Linked DNA regions of Mus musculus: region 1 is linked to region 2. A link is a loop called in an ENCODE intact Hi-C map of the cell type or tissue named here. Cell type or tissue: left cerebral cortex. All regions are shown on one strand.

The links. Peaks named below come from ENCODE experiments on the same cell type or tissue, not always from the same donor. Only the 100,000 strongest peaks of a DNase experiment are listed, where the experiment ranks them.
Region 1: it touches region 2 in a loop (2.6-fold over the local background); 1 of 42 quality-filtered maps calls a loop at or near these places.

Annotation. Positions count from the first base shown.
Region 1 is chr17:36,275,340-36,279,339 of GRCm38, reverse strand. No RefSeq gene overlaps it. Among named protein-coding and RNA genes, the nearest start is that of Trim39, 5.9 kb to the right of the region's middle. In left cerebral cortex, a CTCF peak has its summit at 2,138; no DNase peak of the experiment used is centred here.
Region 2 is chr17:37,047,580-37,051,579 of GRCm38, reverse strand. It overlaps Gabbr1 (gamma-aminobutyric acid (GABA) B receptor, 1), which reads right to left. Exons shown (of 23, transcript NM_019439.3): 3 at 3,923-4,000; 4 at 2,974-3,159; 5 at 1,783-1,803; 6 at 421-581. Among named protein-coding and RNA genes, the nearest start is that of Gabbr1, 3.6 kb to the right of the region's middle. In left cerebral cortex, CTCF peaks have their summits at 1,532 (motif pointing left) and 3,402; DNase peaks (open chromatin) are centred at 3,024, 3,471, 3,771, 3,882 and 3 more places; H3K4me3 peaks cover 3,625 bases; H3K27ac peaks cover 2,811 bases.

The sequences.
Region 1 (4,000 bases), 770 kb after region 2:
TCTAGATTGGGCATCTATTCGTTCAAGAAAGACAAAAGATGATCCCATTGGTGCAATATCAGCTCAGTGTTACAGTGCAGCCAACCGCTTTCGATTGGAAATGCAGCGCACTGAACCAGTGAGTTTGCTTGGGTGTTCACAGTATTGTTGAGGGTTACTTACAGAACCATGGATGGCTCAAAGGCAAAAGCATCCCTGAAAACTCCACCCCAGCACAAGCCGAATCCTTATCATTCCCACCCAAACAACCGGCAATGTGGCTGGCTGGAGATTCTCTTCTCCCCAGCAAGTCTGACAGCTTATGTAATCTTTGGGGAAGTCTTTTGTAAATCTTGACAGTTTCAAGAGCTTCTAGTGGCCTCTCTCCAGAAGAGAACGTTCCATACCTATACAAAACCCTACTCCATCTGGCTCTTTCCTTCTCTTTGTGCAAGCTGGGTGATGTCTCTAAGCCTTGGGTGTGATAGATATGCAACTTCAATGCTCTATGGCTAAGCATTGTGATGCCACAATAAAATTGTTCTCAGAGCCAGGCGTGGTGGTCCACACCTTTAATCCCAGCACTTGGGAGGCAGAGGCAGGTGGATTTCTGAGTTTGAGGCCAGCCTGGTCTACAAAGTGAGTTCCAGGACAGCCAGGGCTACACAGAGAAACCCTGTTTCAAAAACAAACAAACAAAAATGTTCTCAGGGACCTAACCAATTATGAATCTCTGGAGAACTCCATCACTGCCTCCAGAATGAGTAAGGCTGTGGGTAAAAGGACACTAAACACCATTACACACCATGGAGGTGAGGGGTGTGATGGGGATAAAAGAAAAGCCTTGTTATGTAGCCCAAGCTGACTTCACAGCAACCCTCCAGCCTCAGCATCTTGATTGCTGGGATTATAGATATGCACCACCATACCTAGCTCTGTTAAGGAGAAATCTTTTGTGAAATGAAGACTTAGTTAATGTAGCAACATTATTCTGTCTTGTCTACTTCTATCACCTAGCTTGTCACAGTAGTACAGCCCCAGACCTTGGAAAGTCTAAGAGGAGAATCCTGAACTTGAGGCTAGCCTGGGCTACAAAATGAGACCCAGTTTCAATCAAAGGCCACAGCTACCCCAACTTTAAGCAGACACACTTTGATCAGCAACTATCAACATCAAAGCAAGAACTCCTACCAGAAAGATTACAACTCACTAAAGCCTCTGGCGATTAGAAATTTTAGCAATGGTGGGGAGCGTGTGGGGGACTTTTGGGATAGCATTGGAAATGTAAATGAAATAAATACCCAATTTAAAAAAAAAAAAAAGATCACCATCTTATTTGAAATTCATGGTGAGAAGGTGAACTAAATATATCTCCGAATTTATGTCCCTTTAAATCTAAATTTATTACCATTTTTTTAAGAAAGGGAGATTTTGAAGTTATAATCGATATTATTGTGGCTGGGTTCTCTTTTTTTTTTTCTTTTATGAAATAAAAAGATCCTGAGTCAAAAAAAAAAAAAAAAAAGAAAGAAAAAAATTTTAGCAACAACATATTCAACCTGTATAACAGGAAGAAATAGATAAGTAGTGTAATTCATTTGATTATAAATTATGCCCAGGAGGTAGTTATTGACATCATAGGGCAGACAGGGGTTACTAGCTTTCTTTCTTTGAGGGAAGGGGCACACCTTTAATCCCAGCACTTGGGAGGCAGAGGCAGGCGAATTTCTGAGTTTGAGGCCAGCCTAGTCTATAGAATAAGTTCCAGGACAGCCAGAGCTACACAGAGAAACCCTGACTTGGGGGGTGGGGGGGAATTAACCCTTTGAGGGAGGGAATTTTGAGCAAAACACAGAACAACTTTTTTTCCCAAGCATTAAATTCTATTAGCTCTTTTAAAAAAATATAATTATTTATTTATTTATCATGTGCAGTGTTCTGCCTGCACGCCAGAAGAGGGCACCAAGATCACATTACAGATGGCTGTTGGCCACCATGTGGTTGCTGGGAATTGAACTCAGGACCCCTGGAAGCACAGTCAGTATATTCAACCTCTGAGCCATCTCTCTAGCCTGAACAACTTTACTGTATAAAGGATTATCCTGGTTATATCCTAAGAAGAGAACTGTGACACTGCAGTAAATTCCACAAGGATAGAAATGTCAGTCCCGGGGCTGGAGAGATGGCTCAGCAGTTAAGAGCACTGACTGCTCTTCCAAAGGTCTGGAGTTCAATTCCCAGCAACCACATGGTGGCTCACAACCATCCATAACGAGATCTGGCGCCCTCTTCTGGAGTGTCTGAAGACAGCTACAGTGTACTTACATATAATAAATAAATAAACCTTTAAAAAAAAAAAAAAAGAAATGTCAGTCCCTCCTCCCAGCAAAAGCAGTGGAGATGCTGGAAATAATGTGGACCTGGTCTGTAGATGGACCTAGAGCTCTTCCTAATGAGCTCTATCAAAGCACAAGGAAGGAATTATACAGGGATGCAGACTGTGCCAGAAAAATGATAGAGATGCCACCAGGAAAAAAGGAAAGACTGCCAATGGCATATGTGAGGAAGGGATGTGGCAGACAGTTTAGGAGATACTGAGCTGAAATGTCCACTAATATTTTGCTTAGGTGGGAGGTTGGCAGAGGGACACTTAGGAACAATGTCTGGGCTGGAGAAATGGATCTGGGTGGGACACATATGAAAGGTATTAGACCTAAGGAAGTGATAAGGGCACCAAGGGAGTGATGGCTACAGAGATACAAAGAACAAGGACAGAGCCCTGTGCTCCAGTGTCAGCATTGGGATTAGAGCCCACACCAAAGCAGACTGCCTCATTCCAGTGCCACATCCAGAAGGCACGGAAAGCAGGAGTCACAGCTTTCCTGTGCACAGCAATCACAAGGATGTCACTACAACCTGCTGAAAGTCAGCTGTCAAGTGAGAGAGCCCATGTTTGTGACAAGGTTGGTCTGGATCCTGCTGGTCTCCTGATGGTCTCCTACAGTAACAAGGGCATAGAACAGGATTCCCAGGCCCTGAAGTGTCTCCTCTAAAGACTGCTCAACAGGCATTCTGGAATTCAAATGCCTAACAGTTGGGACTGGACTTAGGGAGAGACCTGGGTCCTTTTAACAACTCACAAGCATCCTGGTACTCAGACACATGGGGCAGTCCAGTGAGATCAACAATCAAGTGTAACGAGAAAAATCTAAAGCTGCACCTGGACTCCTCACCATGGCAGGAAACGTGGCAGCTCATTAACCTGAATGATGAAAGAGCCTGTATTTGCACATATTTGGATAAAGCAGTCACTAAAGGCTGCTAAACAGCAATTTACATGGTCACGTCTTTACATTAGATGTATTTCTTTCAGATGGATTAAGTGCTAGAAAAACTGACAGCTAAGTGGTCAATTAGGATGGAGAAGCAAGCTATTGTTAAACAGGACAGAGTAGCACCCTATAAAATGCACACACATCCTGAAGTACTTTCTTGGCCAAAACAGAGGAAGTTGTCTAGGATATATTAACATGTGTTGCCCAAAGACCACTGAAATTACCGAGAGGCCCTTATTTAACTAGAGGGAAAGGAACATCAAGGGACCAAAGCTGAGATTCCAGGACCTGATATCTGTTTGGACACTAACCAAATATATCCTATCTCTCTGCTTCCTCCGCACCACCATTTCACGCTGTCCCTGCCACTGATCTCACCTGGCTTTGCCTCTTCTTTCCAGAAGAGCTGAAACACACCCTACCATATACTTACTGAAATCTAAGAGCTTTGCACATGATATACCAGAAACTAAGCCTTACAACCTCTCAGCAATTAGGGATTCAACCATGAGAAGCTGCTGTGGTTGGAGAAGAGACCAGCGTGGAAATGTGACCTGGTTCACCAATCTGAGGGCTTGAAAGCAACATTAAATATGAGGAAATCATTACAATGGTTGGCATTACCGTTAGGCACACCCCTGCCCAAAGTCTAGGGAAAGCTGAAAAAGTGCATCAGAAATCCCTTC
Region 2 (4,000 bases):
AGCTTTACCTTGCTGTTTGTTTTGACAGATAAAGTAGAGCCCTCTTGCCTCTCTAAATCCTTCCCCCCTTCTCTCCATATTCCTTTCAGCCCCAACCTACGCCAAGATTTACCTTGTTACCATGGTAAATGTAAACCCCTGAGCCAGCTGCCCACCTCTGACGTCCCTTCCAGCCCCCAACCCTGGCCAGGGATAGCTTACTTTAGAGGATCAGCACCTAAGACCCCCACCACTTCTGTGAATCTCCTACTGCCTTCAAGAGAGTCGGCCTTCAGAGCCACTGAGATATCCCAAAGCTCCCGCACCTCCTGTGCGTCTCCAACCAGTCACTCTCGGGAGGGGTCTGCTTCACAGTCCCAAAGAGGATCCATAGCCCTCGCCTCCCACCACCCCGGCCACGCTGTCCCTCACCCCGACTACCTTGCTGTCGTGGTGGATAAGCTTGAGCTCGTAGTCCGGCAGGATGTCTCTGCGGCTGTTAACGTCCTCCAGCGCCATCTCCACCGCAGGCTGGCAGGCCTGGCCCCCCGGCCAGCCCCCGCTCATGGGAAACAGCGCCCCGATGTATACTGCACGCCGTTCTGAGGAGGGGTGCGGGGGGACCCTCGGGTGAGGCCGCGGGAGATGAGGGGAGTGAGAGGCCCACACCGGAGCCACCCCAGCCGCCATCACCAGCAGAAGAGGCAGCGGCCACCCCACCGGGGTACAGGGTCCCCCCGGGCCCATGGCGAGGAGGGGCGGGGGCGGCCTCCTTGGGGTGGGGGCAGCTCAGGGGGGACACTTCTTCTGGGGAAGGCTTCTGGGAGGGCGTCGGGGAGGCGCCTCCATCCCCGGTCTCATTGGGGAGGAGGGGCCAGAGCCCGGGGAAGGCAGAGACGTGGGCTTCCTAGGGCCAAGAGACGCTCGCTCCCGCCACCGCGGACTCTCCTCGCCGACTGACCGACCGACAGAAGGGAGGAGGGAGAAAAGGAGCTAGGAGGGGGGCTTGACGTCACGGGCTGGAGGCGGGGATAGGAGCCAGTGCCGAGGCCCGAAGGGGAGGGGAGAAGAGGGAGAGCGCAAGGAAGGGAAGGGTCTCTGCCTAAGGAGACTAGAGGAGAGGATAAGGATTTGGAAGGAGAGAGGATAAGCACAGAGCAAAGAGGGGAAGCGAGGGTGGGTAGGTTAGGAGAGGAAGGTGACAGTTCTGAAAGGGGGATATGGGAAGATGGAGCGAGGAACTAAGGGTAGGAAGAGCGAGAGCGATGGGAAAGGCTTTGCAGAAGGGGAGAACTGGTATGGAGAAGTGCAGCTTAGGAGAAGGATAGTGTAGTTGAGGGAAGGCTGGAAGAAAGGTGATGGGAGAAAGGGTCTACAGAGGATGCGAGGCTCGCATGGGTGGGACCAGTGAACAGGGTCGACGGAACCTCGCAGGTAAAACCTGGGTAGGGGGTGGCAAGAGTAGGTCCCCGAGGTCTGAAGGAACCCCACGAAGGAGAGATCTGGGATCCTCCGGCGCGCGGCTGCCCCCTACCGGGCTTCGCGCTAGAAAGCTGAGTCCGAGAGGAGCGCGACCCGGAGGAGCGTGGCCAAGCAGGGAAGTGGGAGGGAGCGCGACCCGCGGAAAACCGCGATTTGGCGGCAAGAAACAGGTAGGAGAGGAGGGCCCGGCCTCAAACTAGAATGGGTGGTGGGACATGAGTAACAGGACACCCACAACCTAAGCAAAGATATCCTGCTGGTGGAGGGTGAAGAGTGAGGGGATGGGGGCGGCAGTGCACGCGGAAGGGTTTCTGATCTCACCTGAGTGTGGCGTTCGATTCACTGGCAGCAGGAAAGACGGGGATCAGAGAAGAGTTACCAGGGGCGCCCAGCTTCCCAGGCCTGATCCCCAGCCCCCTCCCACACCTGTTCATGCGGAGCGGAGACTGCGATGAGGGAAGGGTGCCTGAGGATAAGAGCAAGGCGGGGCTAGGGGTCAGGACTCGTGTTTTCTTCAATTATTCAAAGGACAACAGAATTTGTTCCAGCAAGTAAAGGGGGTCGGGTGCAGCTGAGTTTTGTAGAGCTTGAATATTATATACGTATATATAAACCTATGATCTCTTTAAGAAGACAAATTACAAAACAATTGGTTTTAAATAAGTGCTGTTTAAATACCTTAGTTTAGTAAGTTCTCCAAAGGTTGGTTAGCATATGCACACAGTCTTAAGAGCTCAAAATAAGGACTTAGTCAAAATGAAGAACCCTGAAGCTTAATTCATTCCAGGAGAGAAGAGTATATATATACAAGAGTTTGGGTGCCCAGAAAAGGGAGACGTTTGCAGAAAAGACAGCAAAGAGGCAAGCAAGGGGGTAGCAAACACAAAAGCAATCAATTATTCCCTCAAGGAATGATCAAGATTGTTAAAGTATACACAAGACTCAGTCTTCTTCCATCTGCCCTTGAATTATCACTGTTCTGGTCATTCTGCCCCAATTTTTTTGCTTTTTCCATGTTTCCAATCCCATATCTCACCGACTTTTTCTAAATGTAATGTATGATTTAATTCTGAATATTTACAGCAATTCCATTATAGAGTGAATAGCAAAGGACCAGTCCTAGAAGAGTGATACAGAGGATGTTCTAAGTCTACGGGGGGTGGGGGGGGAGGGTAGTTTTTTCCAGGGAGGTGGGGAGAGCAGTTTTTTAACTTTAAGAAGCTGAGGGGGGCGGAGTTGAGATTAATGAAGGAAAAATAAAAAAGGTCCAAGATTTGAAATCAGGAAGAACACACTAAAGGAAAGGAGGGTGGGGGGAAGCCCAACAGAAAGGACCGTGGAACCAAGTCTGAGGCAGGTGGGTGGTGTAAAGATAGGTTTCACCTGCATCCTCCCAAACTCCTCCCCGACATTCTTCATAGCAACCATCCATTCCCTCTACCCACTCCCACCCCACTCCCATTCTAGGGCAGGCACCCTCATCAGCTGCAGGCAGGCAGCTGTTCCCCTCACCCTGGCAGTGGGGCTTGGGGGTGCTCCACTGGCCCTGACTACAGATGCTCCGGGAGCTGCCCACCAGATGGAAGTCGGGGTCACATCGGAAATCCACCCGGGCTCCATCCAGAGCTGGGAGGTCCCCACCCGTCAGGAAAACCTTCCCATTTTCCAGGGTCAAATAAGACTTGGAGCAGATTCGGACTGTGGAGAGACAGGAAAATAAGAAAAAAGGCAAGTTGTAGAGGATCCTTCCCCTAGGGAGTACAGAGAATTAGGTTTGGGTCTGGGTTCACAAGCATCCTGCTCCACAGGAAATCAGGTGTGCAATGTCTGTGCCTCCCTACCTCCCCGTTCTCCCCAGCCCTACCCCCCCCCCCAGTATTCACATTCCTATCAGAAAAAAAAAATAGCATTTCTATTGTAGGAACTCAAGATGGAGCTATAAGCACACAAAACAGATACTGCTCAACAGCACAGTAAAGTGGGTACTCTTCTGCCTTTGAAATGTGTGGATGGACGTAAACCTGGATGCAAGACCAGATTTGCTTTTCTTATTATGGCTGGTCTATACTACTACTAAACTGGCTTATATGGTCATTGAGTGGGAGACAAAGGTGTCAGAAAATGTAATGAAATCGTCTTATAACTTAAAAAATAATCTCTCATTAATGAACCTCAAAGGATAACTCAGATGAAAAATCAAAGTTATTTCACCCAATGATCAGTATCCTCATGAAGACGATGAAGTGAATGTGCTGGCTGCTTAGCTTGCTTCCTCCCACTAGCTGCTCACAGCAACACCCCTCCTCCTACATAGTACTCATTCATTAAACGTATTTGTGAATTTGGTTCCACTGGATTTAAATTGCTGACTTGCAAAACAACTAAGGATGGTCTGCAACTGAGAATGGAAGGGCCTGAAGGAAGGGGGCAGGGATGGTGGGTGGCTTCCCAGGCTACTCACCACAGCGACTGGGTGTGTCCATATCCGTCCAGGAGCCGTTGGCCAGGCACTTGCGCACCTTGGGCCCCACCACCTCGC